Linked DNA regions of Homo sapiens: regions 2, 3 and 4 are each linked to region 1. A link is a contact called in ENCODE Hi-C data. All regions are on one chromosome and are shown on one strand. Each heading gives the region's core, a stretch centred on a gene start or an enhancer-like site at or near the end of the contact. The rest is flanking DNA. Distances are from core to core; before and after follow the strand shown.

Region 1 (3,003 bases), core at 376-2,875:
ACTGCATGCTGGGCCATAACGCACATTTTGATAAATGTGAAAGGATTGAGATCATACCAGGAAAAACAAAGGAAGAAGTCACACCAAATATGTTCTCTGGCCCCAGTAGAATTAAATTGGAAATAGGTAGCAACAGATATAGGAAAACACCAAATATTTCAAAATTTAACGAAGCACTTATCAATAATCCATGGATAAAAGAAGAAATCACTAGAGAAAATTAAAAATATTTTGAACCAAAAGAAAAAAGAAAACTGCAATACATCCAAACTGTGGTTTGCAACTAAAACAGTGCTTAAAGGGAAATGTATATCATTAAAAGCCTTTTAAAATGCATTTTTAGCATTCAAAGTGCATTCATCTCTCCAATTAGAACTGATACTTCTTTTGTACTGTACTCTGTACAGCTGTTTTTCACTATATCAATAATATTTTAATGGATCTATTAAATATTTGCTAACATTATCAACCTCTTCTTTTCTAAACCATAAAAGTCCTTTAAGGACAAGTACAGTCGTTCTCAATTTTTTGTCTGTGATTTCTAACACAGTGCATGCTTCTTAGTGAGTTCTCAGTAGATTTTGAAAGAAAGATTGGACTGGATCTTACCTTCATGAGAACCCTGTGGAGATAGGCAAAATAAGTATAACCCCATTTTACAGTTGAGGCCACCCACTTAATAAACAAGTGACAAAGCCAAGTTTCCAGTATTCCTCAAGTGTTTTCCTTTCAGGCTCTAAATTGCTGACTTAAATGTCATCATTAGAGAGAGTTGTCTCCTCGGTAGAAGTACAAATTTTGTTCCAGAGTCAAATATGAAGACTTGATCAGTGGCCTGGCGCGGTGGCTCACGCCTGTAATCTCAGCACTTTGGGAGGCCAAGGCAGGCGGATCACCTGAGGTCGGGAGTTCGTGACCAGCCTGACCAACATGGAGAAACCCCGTCTCTACTAAAAATACAAAATTAGCTGGGCATGGTGGCACATGCCTATAATCCCAGCTACTCAGGAGGCTGAGGCAGGAGAATCGCTTGAACCCAGGAAGCTGTGGTGGCGGTGAGCCAAGATCGTGCCATTGCACTCCAGCCTGGGTGACAGGAGTGTGAAACTCTGTCTCAAAAAAGAAAAAAAGACTTGATCAGCTTATAGCCTTTATCATCTAGTCTTCTATTCTCTGGAGAGTCAGTGGGGACTCTTCCGAGTTCTTGTAGCCTTTTCTTAAGGCCTATAGGAAGTCATCTGTGCTGAGCCTGCACTTTCTATAACAGATGGAAAACTGAAGCTCAGACATCTTAAGTGGCATTGACTTAGACTATAGAGCTAGTTAGTGGGGGGCCAGCACCATGACCTGGCCCCTACCTCCAGCAGGCTTCACCCACCCTTGCACCCTTGCAGGAAGCACTTAGAGGCTTGAGGTTGCCAGCTGTGGGGGGTTGGGCCTGTGCAGTGCCTCTCAGCCGCCCACGCTGGTGGGGCTCTGCAGTGTTAGCTTCTTGTTTCTCTATTTTCTACCTAGGTTTCAGTTTTTCACTTGGGTTTGTTTCCCCTTTGTCTCTGGTTCAGCTTCCTTTTCCTGTTTGGTTTTAAGTAGGCTATAAAAATCAAGTTGCTGTCTTCAGAGGGTCTGTGGTCCTCTGATCAACATAGGCTGGTGGGAGTACAGGACTCGCCTCCTCAGGGTTCCCTGTGCTGCCACTTTTCAGCCATGGCCACAAGGTGAGTATTGGAACCAGTGCAGGGGACAGAGGGATGTCAAGAGGAAACCTAGAATCTTAACGGTGAATGGGCTGTAGAAATTATCTCAGGTCCCCTTAGTATACTGATCGAGAAGTCCATGACCAGAGGGCAGGGGGCTTACATGAGGTTACACAGCAGGTTAGTGACAGTCTGCTCCCTCTCTAGCCGCTGGTCTTTCCATTACACAGGCCTGTGTCTCTTGATGCCTGTGACCTTTAATGGCTTCTGAGTCAAGGACTTACTTAGAAATTAGCACCTGCCTCTCATTATAGGGAGGAGGGTCTGAGCCATCTAGGGGAATTGTTGTTTAGCTCAGAGGTACATTTGGTGAGTCCTGGCCCTTCTCTCTAGAATGACCCGAGACTGGTTGTTTTTTCTAAATATAGGCAGAGAGGGTTCTTTTTATGATAGGAACTTCATGAACTTAATAGCAAGAGTCCTGACCCTCCACTTGAGAGACTTGTGGACTTAGGCTATTGCTGTTGAGCACATGTGTGAATACCAGCCAGTCTACAAACCGCACTCCTCATTGAGATTGTTCTCTCTAAAGGTGAGATTACATTTTGGACCTGCCTCTCCCCTGCCCTACAACTCTGAAAGATTATAGATGATAGGACAGACAGACTTTTATCCTGTGGGGTTTGGGGCATTTGTTTGATTGACTCATGACAGCTTTGTTTTTTAGCATAAAGTAACAATCCCTCACTTTGAAAATTATTTCACAATTTCCAAAGTGCCATTTCGCCAGTTTTCTTATTTGAATCTTTTAGCCGTGTTAGATTGATGAGAACGCTGTCATCACTCCTGTTTCGTAGCTGAGAAAACCTCTGAAAAGTTGTGGGGTTTGTCCAAGGTCACATGGCAGGTTGGGGAAGGAATGGAACCAGGGTTTAACGAGGTTGGCCTCATCCGGTGGTTTTCGCAGCACGCTACACAGGCACAGAAGCAGCTTGCAGTGAGTTGTTAAAATTGACGTGGTGATAGGTAGAACTTGTCCAGGGCTGCTTATTTTCCAGTTGGCTTTATTTCTGATCCTGTCATTTTAGTAACTTTCCTTTAACTTTAGAGGACTCGTGAGTGGAGCTTTAGAAAACAGAATGCTTTTCATTTCAAAGGCATATCAACTTCCAAAGTCATTTTCAGTTGTAAATTACATTGTGAAAACTTCTAGCAGCTTATTCTACCGTGTCAATTACTAATTGCAGAAAATTATATCAAAAGTAAATGAGGCACAGCAATTTCTTTTTCAATTTTAAAATCGTAGAAA
Region 2 (3,003 bases), core at 228-2,727, 4.8 Mb before region 1:
CAGCGATCCTCCCACCTTAGCCTCCTGAGTAGCTGGAACTACAGGCATGCATCAATATGCCTGGCTAATTTTTGTAATTTTTGTACAGCTAGGATTTCACTATGTTGCCCAGGCTGGAACTCCTGGGCTCAAGCAATCTGCCTGCCTTGGCCTCCCAAAGTGCTGAGATTATAGGCATGAGCCACTGTGCCGGACCCCTGCATCTTATTTTAATAAATCCTCAGCCAGCCTTGTGACCTCGGAGTGCCAGAACTGGATTCGAGGCCCCACTTAGCAGCTGTACAACCCTGGGTTAGTCCCGTAAAACATTCAGTCTTTAAGCTCAGGGAGAATCACAAATCCACCATGCTCAGTACAGAGGGCTCAATAAATGGCTAGTGTGTTTACAAGACCACAGAGGCGCGCAGAAGCTAAGGTTACACTACTAGAAAATGAAGGAGGAAAGACTCACATCCAGGCCTCCCAGGGTCCATGCCCTTCACAGGAAAGCCCCCACTTCTATGAGCATGTTTAGAATAAACACAGTGTGATGGTTACTTTTATGTGTCAACGTGACCAGGCAATGGCACCCAGAGATGTGGTCAAACATTATTCTAGATGTTTCTGTGAAGTCGTTTTTTAGGTAAGATTAACATCTAAATCACACTTTGAAGGCTGGGCGCAGTGGCTCACACCTATAATCCCAGCTCTTTGGGAGGGCAAGGCAGGAGGATCACTTGAATCCAGGAGTTTGAGACCAGCCTGGGCAACATGGATCTACCAAAACACCGTCAGATCTCATGATAACTCTCCATCTCTACCAAAAAAAAAAAAAAAAATTAGCCAGGTGTGGTTGCAGTGGCTCATGTCTATAATCCTAGCACTTTGAGAGGCCAAGGCAGGAGGACTGTTTGAGCCCATGAGTTTGAGACCACCACATGCCAAAACCCTGTCTCTACAAAAAAAATACAAAAATTAGCCAGGCATGGTGGTGCATGCCTGTAGTCCCAGCTGCTCTGGGAGGGTGAGGCTGAGAGGGTCTCAGCCTGGGAGGCAGAGGTTGCAGTGAGCCGAGACTGTGCCACAGCACTGCAGCCTGGGTGAAAGAGTGAGACTCTGAATCAAAAAAAAAAAAATCCCCAGCTGACTTTGAGAAAAGCAGACGGCCCTCCATCAAATGTGGGTGGGCTCCATCTAATCAGTTAAAGCCTTAACACAAAGCGTGACCTCCTCTGAGCAAGAAGGAATTCTGCCAGCAGGTGCCTTCAGACTTAAACTGCAACTTTTCCTTGCGTCTCCAGCCTGCTGACCTACCTTACTGACTTTGATCTCGCCAAACTCCACAATTGCATAAACCAATTCCCTAAAATAAGTGTCTTTCTCTGTATGTAGACTCATCCTCTTGGCTGTTTCTCTGGAGACCCCTGACTAATATGCATAGGTATGACTCCTGGCACAGTGCGTGCTACAAAGAGGAGAAGGCACTACCTGTGAATCAGACCATCTGTGAGTATTTGCAATTGCCCAACCATATCAATTTCTCACTTTCACTTCCTGGTGAGTCATATTCCGAGCAGCTGGCTAGGATCAGAAGAAACAAGGCATTCTTTTCATGCTCAGACAGAGCCCTGTTGAACGTTTACCTTCCTGAAGAAGGCAGAAAGAGGAAGGGCCTCCTAGTGACATTCTCCAGCCTTGAGGAAGAAGAAAATTCTGATTTAATGAGCTTGAGTTTGAATGTAATCAGATTTTCTCTATAGCAACAGCTCCACAACACAATCCTCTTGGCAGCTGCAACAACCAGCCATCTCCTGATGAAACCAGACATCTCACACACGGGCCACTGGAGAAGCCACCGTCGAGGCACAAGATGCCAGAGGATGGGACCACCCCACCTGGTCATCAGCTTTAGATTTGAGTGGGAGTAAGCAGGTAGTGCCACAGTCCTTTGATTTGGGAATTTACAAATGCGTATCTAAAAGTATGCTTCCCCTGAATTGAAAGTCTTTCCTCTAAGATCTGGAACGAGACAAGGATGTCCACTGTCATTACTTTTATTCAGCATAGTACTGGAAGTCCTAGCTAGAGCAATTAGGCAAAAGAAAGAAACGAAGGGCATCCAAATGGAAAACGAAGTCAAGTTATCCTTGTCTTTAAATATAAAACAACATAATCTTGCATTTAGAAAAACCTAAAGACTCCACCAAAAAATGTTAGAACTGATAAATTCAGTAAAGTTGTAGAATACAAAACCAACATACAAAAATCAGTAGCATTTATATGACGAAAGCAAACAATCTGAAAAAGAAATCAAGAAAGCAATCCCATTTACAATAGCTATAAAAATATAAAATACCTAGGTATAGATTTTGCCAAGTGAAAGATGGCTACAAGGAAAACTATAAAACACTGATGAAAGAAACTGAAGAAGACAAAACAATGGAAAGATATTCCATGTTCATGGATTGGAAGAATTAATATATTAAAATGTCAAGATCACCCAAAGTGATTTACAGACTCAGTGCAATCCCTATCAAAATACCAATGACTTTCTTCATGGAAATATAAAAAAATTCTAAAATTTCTAAAAATTCACAAAAGACCCTGAATAGCCAACGCACTCTTAAGCAAAAAGAACACAGTTGGAGGCATCACACTATCTGACTTCAAAATACAGTACAAAGCCAAGTAACCAAAACAGCATGGTAACTGGCATAAAAAAAGACACAAAGACCAATGAAACAGAATAGAGAACCCAGAAATAAATCATGAATTTACAGCCAACTTATTTTTGACAAAGGGGCCAAAATGGGGAAAGGGCAGTCTCTTTAATAAGTGGTGCTGGGAAAATTGCATAACCATATGCCAAAGAATAAAGCTAGACTCCTATTTCTGAGCATACAAAAATCAAATCAAAATGAACTAAAGACTTTAAGACCTAAAACTATGAACCCACTAAAAGAAAACATTGAGGAAATGCTCCAGGACATTGGTTTGGGCAAAGATTTTTTGAAAAAGACCTTA
Region 3 (3,003 bases), core at 504-3,003, 4.5 Mb before region 1:
GGCAAAGGGGCTGCCCAGGCATGGCCAGGTCCATGGCTGCTGGAGAGCATGCAAAGCACCCGAGCAGGAGCCTTGTTCCCATGGAGACAGACAGAAAGGACTCCAACTCACTCTGAAGTGTACCTGCAGGGAGCCAGGTGCCAGACTGTACCTGGAGGCAGAAACCTGAGCCTGGATTCTCACCACTTCCCTCTGTGCCACCAACACATCCTCAGGCCTTCTTCTCAGGACCCCCAGCAAGACACGAGTTCCAGAAATAAGACATCCCAGCCCACTTCCCGCTCAGCCACCCCCAGAGGGGCCTCTCTGGTTGAAAACAACGCCTGGGGCCAGCAGGCTTGGCACAGCTGTGGCTGTCAGCCTGCCGAGCACCGTCCGGCCTGAGGAATGTGCAGACCCACATGTGCTGGAGCATCCCGCTGGGGCACAGTGACAGGAAACTGAGCAAAACAGCTCGTTGGCACTGATATGCCCCTCCCACCTCCCAGCTCCTGACTCCTATGGGCTGTTGGCTGCCCTGGAAGTGCAGGCGGCAAGCCCAGGCCCTTCAAGAGAGCCAGGCAGTGTGGCTCTGGGCAAATCACTCCCCCTCTCTGGGCCTGTTTCTGCTTCTCTTGGTGGATGAAGGACGCTGTCCTGCCAAGCTCAGAATGGCAGTGATTTTATGACATGCTCTCCTTTCTGGGAGGACGGTCCATTCTCCTCATGCCCTCATTCATGTGGGATGGGGCATGCCCCCAAGACACATCAAGCTATCCCACTAGCAGCCCTTGGCTGTAGAAAGCCCCCCCACCCAGTGCAGGGATAAGGGTGACCCTTCAGAGTTGAAAGGGGTGACCAGGAACCTGGGAGAGTCCCAGGAAAGCCCAGGGTTGGAGCTTCAGGGCCAAAGTGGTTAACTGAAAATATTCATTATCACCCCGCCCAGGCTGGAGGCCCCTGGCTTCCAGTTTTGAAGCAGAGGTCAGCTGGGCGGTGTAGGACACTGCTCCCGGGTTGACCAATGGGCCACATCAATGGGTCTGCTGTTTGGGGTCAAGATCCCAAGACCCCAGGGGAAGTCAACATCCATCTGAGGCTCTCTCAGGCCCTGCAAGCCATCTCTGGCCTCACTGCCCTCCCCTTTAGAAATGTGGGAATGAGGCTCAGAGAGGTTGAGCTGCTTGCCAAGTTTGCATAGCCAAAAGGCGTCTGAACGAAACTGAGCATTCGGGGTTGGACTTCCCCTCTTCGCCGCCTGCTCTGCTCTCCCAGGCACTACTGAGCGCGCTCGCGGTCGCCAGGAGCGGATTGGGCCCCCGCCGCGCGCAAGCCTTGGTGACAGGTCAGCCCGCCCCTAGGGGAGGCAGAGGGAAGCCCCGAGGAGGCACCCGGCCCGCTGGGGCGCGCTGCCCGGGGCTTTAGGGCTTTTTCTTGTGGGCCGGCCGAAGCTCCCCGGGGTTGAAAGGAAAGGCTCGGGAATTTCGCAGCCAGCACAGAACGGTTGGATTTAAACTAAAAATACCCGCCCGCCCGCAGCTGTCACGCCGGGGCCCCCGCCCCCGCGCCGGGCGCGCCTCCCCAGGTCCCCCAGACTTTCGGCGCCCCCGATTCCCGGGGCTGTGTCAGAGCTGGGCCAGGGGCTGAGGACCCCACCCGCCCGGCCCCCGGCCCCCGGCCCCCGGCCCCAGGCCTGGCCTCCCGGCCCCGTGCCACTTACCCTCCCGGAGCGTGGAGGAGCGCGGCGCCGCGGGTAGCTGGGGCCGAGCCTCCTTCCCTCCTCCCTGCGTCCCGGGCGGCTCCGGGGCGGGGCAGGGCTGGGGCGGGCCCGGACACCGCGAGTACCCCCGCCCCCGCCGGGACCCGCCCGGTGGCCCCGCGGGAGAGGCCGCGCCCCTCTCCGCACGCGCTCAGCGGAGGCCCCGGGTGCGCAACCCCAGCCCGGCGGACATCCTGCGTGGCCCCGGGGACCAGGGCCGAAGAAAAGCCTCACCGCTCCCTGTCGCGGACCCGGGGCGGGGGTTAAGGGGGGGGTCCTGTCCACGCTTGCCTGGAAAGCAGCCCGGAGCCCTGGCCCCTGTCTGTCTCCCCGACACACACACAGCCACCCACCCTCTTCTCATCCTAGGGGATGGCGCGGAGCTGCCTCTCCGGGAAAGTTGGATCTGTGCGCCCAGACATGGAAAAGGGATTAGGACACCGGCAGATCTTGCCCTCACAGAGCGGAGGTGGGGGCCTTGGAAGGGGCACACCGCCCGTAGGCGCGAAATCCAAGAAGAAAATGACACTCATCAGCCAGCCTCGCGCGGGGAGAAAGGGCGGGGTGGGGGGTAGTGGCACCCTGCCCGTCCTCTCCCACCCCCACAGTCCGGGCCCACAGTCCAGGAGTCACAAGGGATGTGAATCCCCAGGCATAATGTGAACCCCCAACAAACCCAAGGCCTCAGAATGCGCCTCACCTCTCCCTCCCCACCAGCAGAAACATCCTCCCACTCTCCCAACCCCTGCTCCAGCCACGCCAACCCTTTAACCTTGTCCCAGAATGTCTAAACTGTATCTGCCTCTGTGCCTGTGCACATGAAGTTGCCTTGGCCCGGCGTTTGCTCCACAGCCTTCTGCCAAACTCCTACTGCTTGATGGCTGGAAGCCTTCGCACCCTGGCGCTCTCCTCCCAGGTCAGCAGTCACTGGCCTTCCTGTGCATCCAGCCCAGCTTTGAACAGTCCTGGGCCCCAACCCTTATCTTTTTCCGAGTAATTACATGGTTGCATGATTGGCTTCACCGCCTCTGGATCAGATGAGCGCTACTAATGAAGGATACAAGTTGTAAAACTAGGTTTTATGTGAACTCCAGTCATCACAGTTTAGGTGCGGCTAGCGATTTTACAGATGCGGGGTTAGTAACTGGCCCAAATCCAGGGCTTCCGGGATGCTGTTTTCCTTTTTTGTTTCTTAGCAGGGATGGCAGATGTTTGTAGAACAGATCCGTGTAAAAGTCAGTATCCTAAGAGATTAAATTGTAAAG
Region 4 (3,003 bases), core at 331-2,830, 4.4 Mb before region 1:
GAAGTCACCTTCCAGCCTGGGATCAGTGGCATAGTCTCAGCCCAGGTCTGGAGACAGGGAGGCTGCCATGCCTGCCAGCCCCATCCAGCCCCAGCTGGCAGCAGTGTGAAATAGTGCTCGCTAAAATGAGCCTGCTGTTTGCCTAGATGTGTGTTTCCCAATAATTCAGAGACCTAGATAATGGGAAAGGCGAACATCTCGTATCCCCCACTTCCCTCAGCAAAAAGAGAACAGTGCCGCAGCCACAGGCAAGGTGGGTTAGAAAACCTGTCTGCTGGCAGATTATTGTCTGTAACTTGCCTCCTTAGTTCTTCCAACACTCTCTCCTTCCCCCTCCTCCCCTCCCATGGTCCAACCCTGAGGGTTCCAGCAGCAGCTGGGAGGTCTCCGATGTTATCTCAGAGCTCCCAATCTGCTGACATTTGAAAATCTTCTGGCTATAACTTGCTCACTTAGCGGCTGCTGCTCTGCAGCCCTGAGCCCTCCTAAAGGAGACCCTACACAGAAGAGTACAATGTAAACAGCCGTCGCCAGAGTCCCCCCAGCCAGAGATAGCCCTTGGGTACATTTTGCAATATTTTGTTTTGTTTGCTCTCAGACCGGACTTGCCCCCCTTTTTAGCACAGCCCAATTCTACTACGTATACTCCCTCCTTGTTCTTTTTGTTTGGCATTATATCCTAAGCATTTCCCTGCATCATCCAAGCTCTGTGGGATGTCATTTTTAACACCCACACAGCGTCCTCTGGTGTGGTTGTATGACAAGTCACTTAACTATTCCACACCCAAAGCCTCCCCTTTTCCAAACTCTTCCCTGGGACCTCCTGAAGGTAACAGCAAGATCTGAGCAGCGCTGGATGGATCCTGCTCTCAGTCCCCTGTCTGGGAACAACGCTGAGCCTTAACAGGGATGTCAGCTTCCTAGGGCTGCTGTAACAAATCCCACAAACTGAGTGCCTTCAAACATTGTCTGGTAGTTCTGGAGGTCAAAGGTGCAGAACGAGTTTCACTGGGCTGAAACCAAGGTAGGGCTGTGCTCTCTCCTGAGGCTTTAGGGGAGAATCTGCTTCCTGAACTTTTCTAGCTTGGAGAGCTGCATTCCTTGGCCCTTCGTCCCCCTTGCTTCTCTTCCAAGCCAGTAGTGTAGCATCCTCAGATCTCCCTCTGCTTTCGTCTTCACGTTGCCTTTCCTTTTCTGCAGTCAGATGTCCCTCTGTCCCTCTTATAAGGACATTTGTGATGACATTTAGGGCCTATGTGGGCGATCCAGGATCATCTGTAGATCTAGAACTTAAACTTTTTTTTTTTTTTTTTTTTTTTTAGATGTGGTCTCACTCTGTCACCCAGGCTGGAGTGCAGTAGCACCATTTCGGTTCACTGCAACTTCTGCCTCCTGGGTTCAAGCGATTCTCCTGTCTCAGCCTCCCAAGTGGCTGGGATTACAGGTGTGCACCACCATCTCCAGCTAACTTTTTTGTATTTTTAGTAGAGACAGGGTTTTGCCATGTAGGCCAGGCTGGTCTCGAACTGTTGACCTCAGGTGATCTGCCTTGGCCTCCCAAAGCGTTGGGATTACAGGCGTAAGCCACCGCGTCCGGCCACATTATTCTTATTTGCAAAACAAATACTTATCTGGCATCAAACAGATACTTTGCATCCGGCAAAAACAGGTGGAGGTGACTGAAGGCGAATGTGGGAGGTCATGGTGGGTTAATGATCGCCAGCGCTGTCCGGTGAAATCAACCACCTGTGACAAAGGTGGTTTTTCACTTTTACTGAACAAGCATGCTATTCTACAGTAAACTCCTTAACAAATGTAGCTTTTCAAGGTCCTTAGGACTATTACCTTTCAATATTATTGGGAAGTTCTTTGCTCTTCTTAGCAGACTGCGAAACTCAACTTTGTGATGACAAGATACAGAATAAATGCATATTAACTGAAATTCTAGGCTCACACCTATGTGAGCTTTTCTCTCTCTAACAAGATGTCAGGGCCGGTTCAGGGAGTTCATCTCCAGCCACCTGTGCTAATCATCGCCCATCCTTTCCAAGTATCTAATGACACTCCCAACCAAGGTCTCTATAATTTCCAGCCAAAAATGAGTTACAACATATGGAACATCTAATTTTCTGTTTCCATTCTAGTTATTTTATTCTTATGAGCTTGTGGGCTCCATCTACCAACCTCTGGGCAAATGCTCATCTGACTTCCATAGACACACAGCAAGCAGACAACCACACAAAGAGGAAGAGGGAGAATATTTACCAGCCATGGAACATCTGCTCTGTGCTTATATCTCATATGCATTATCTCTAATTATCAAAAGAAGGTATTATTATTATTATTGTTCCGCATTCACAGATGACAAACTGAAGATCAGATTGGTTAAATACTTGTCCAACATTAACTTAGCATTTGGGCATCATAGTTGGAATTAAAACTTGGGTCTGCTCATCTCCAAAAACACCCTAAGCCTTACCACACTCATGGGACACAGCTGCAGCTGCAGGTTCTGAAAGGAAAACTAAAACTTCAGAACCCAGTTCACTATGCCAAAAAGGCAAAAAAAAAAAAAAAAAAAAAAAGCCAAAAGCTGAGTCATGCAAGAAGCTGACTTTCCTTTTGCTCCTAAGTAGATAGCTACAGATAAAAGGTTAAATAGCTCCACAGGTAGCTACTGTATGTTCACCTTATCTTACGTAAACTGCTGATTTATTGAGCATGAGACAAATACGTAATTGACTATCCCCTACCTACTCCGTTTCCTTTGCAACATGTGGATTCAGTCATGTGACCATACACTGCCTTTCTCCTCTCCAGCCTACTTTTCCACTTTAAATATCAAAGCCCTCAAAATCATCTTTGGAGAAAGGCACAGACTAGCGACTGTTTCTGTGATTTCGTGTCTTTTTACTTCCAGACATGTCCTTAACCTTGGCACAACAAATCTCTAAATCGATTGAGACCTGTCTCAGATACTTCTTGGTTTACAAGATGGAGGCT

What was found. A loop is a pair of places that touch in the nucleus more often than their neighbours do. Pooled maps may share reads with other maps.
Region 2: a loop to region 1 is called in a pooled map, with 10 times the contacts of the local background. The contact joins the enhancer-like site here to the promoter of EVL in region 1. A Hi-C loop is called at or near these places in 4 of 37 single-sample maps with no recorded cell type and 7 of 50 pooled maps.
Region 3: a loop to region 1 is called in a map with no recorded cell type, with 13 times the contacts of the local background. The contact joins the promoter of SYNE3 here to the promoter of EVL in region 1. A Hi-C loop is called at or near these places in 3 of 37 single-sample maps with no recorded cell type and 7 of 50 pooled maps.
Region 4: a loop to region 1 is called in a map with no recorded cell type, with 13 times the contacts of the local background. The contact joins the enhancer-like site here to the promoter of EVL in region 1. A Hi-C loop is called at or near these places in 3 of 37 single-sample maps with no recorded cell type and 4 of 50 pooled maps.

Annotation. Positions count from the first base shown.
Region 1 is chr14:100,063,797-100,066,799 of GRCh38, forward strand. It overlaps EVL (Enah/Vasp-like), which reads left to right and starts at 1,626. Exons shown (of 14, transcript NM_016337.3): 1 at 1,626-1,715. The coding sequence starts at 1,705. It overlaps LOC124903379 (a long non-coding RNA gene), which reads right to left and starts at 248. Exons shown (of 2, transcript XR_007064329.1): 1 at 1-248. RefSeq lists enhancers at 1,100-1,149, 1,500-1,589, 1,640-1,719, 1,770-1,909, 2,290-2,369 and 1 more.
Region 2 is chr14:95,264,139-95,267,141 of GRCh38, forward strand. All of the region lies in intron 1 of CLMN (calmin), which reads right to left. Among named protein-coding and RNA genes, the nearest start is that of CLMN, 54 kb to the right of the region's middle. RefSeq lists enhancers at 1,039-2,238, 1,469-1,518, 1,759-1,808 and a silencer at 1,259-1,318. Within about 2 kb of position 1,478, at least 22 of the 41 ENCODE cell types and tissues checked have a DNase peak (open chromatin) inside an H3K27ac peak, as active enhancers do.
Region 3 is chr14:95,514,897-95,517,899 of GRCh38, forward strand. SYNE3 (spectrin repeat containing nuclear envelope family member 3) reads right to left here and starts at 1,754. Exons shown (of 18, transcript NM_152592.6): 1 at 1,700-1,754. It overlaps SYNE3-AS1 (SYNE3 antisense RNA 1), which reads left to right and starts at 1,224. Exons shown (of 2, transcript NR_188030.1): 1 at 1,224-1,324; 2 at 2,108-3,003. RefSeq lists silencers at 1,156-1,450, 1,200-2,009.
Region 4 is chr14:95,660,336-95,663,338 of GRCh38, forward strand. It overlaps TCL6 (T cell leukemia/lymphoma 6), which reads left to right. Exons shown (of 8, transcript NR_028288.2): 4 at 2,145-2,329. Among named protein-coding and RNA genes, the nearest start is that of TCL6, 9.7 kb to the left of the region's middle. RefSeq lists an enhancer at 2,936-3,003. Within about 2 kb of position 1,581, at least 6 of the 41 ENCODE cell types and tissues checked have a DNase peak (open chromatin) inside an H3K27ac peak, as active enhancers do.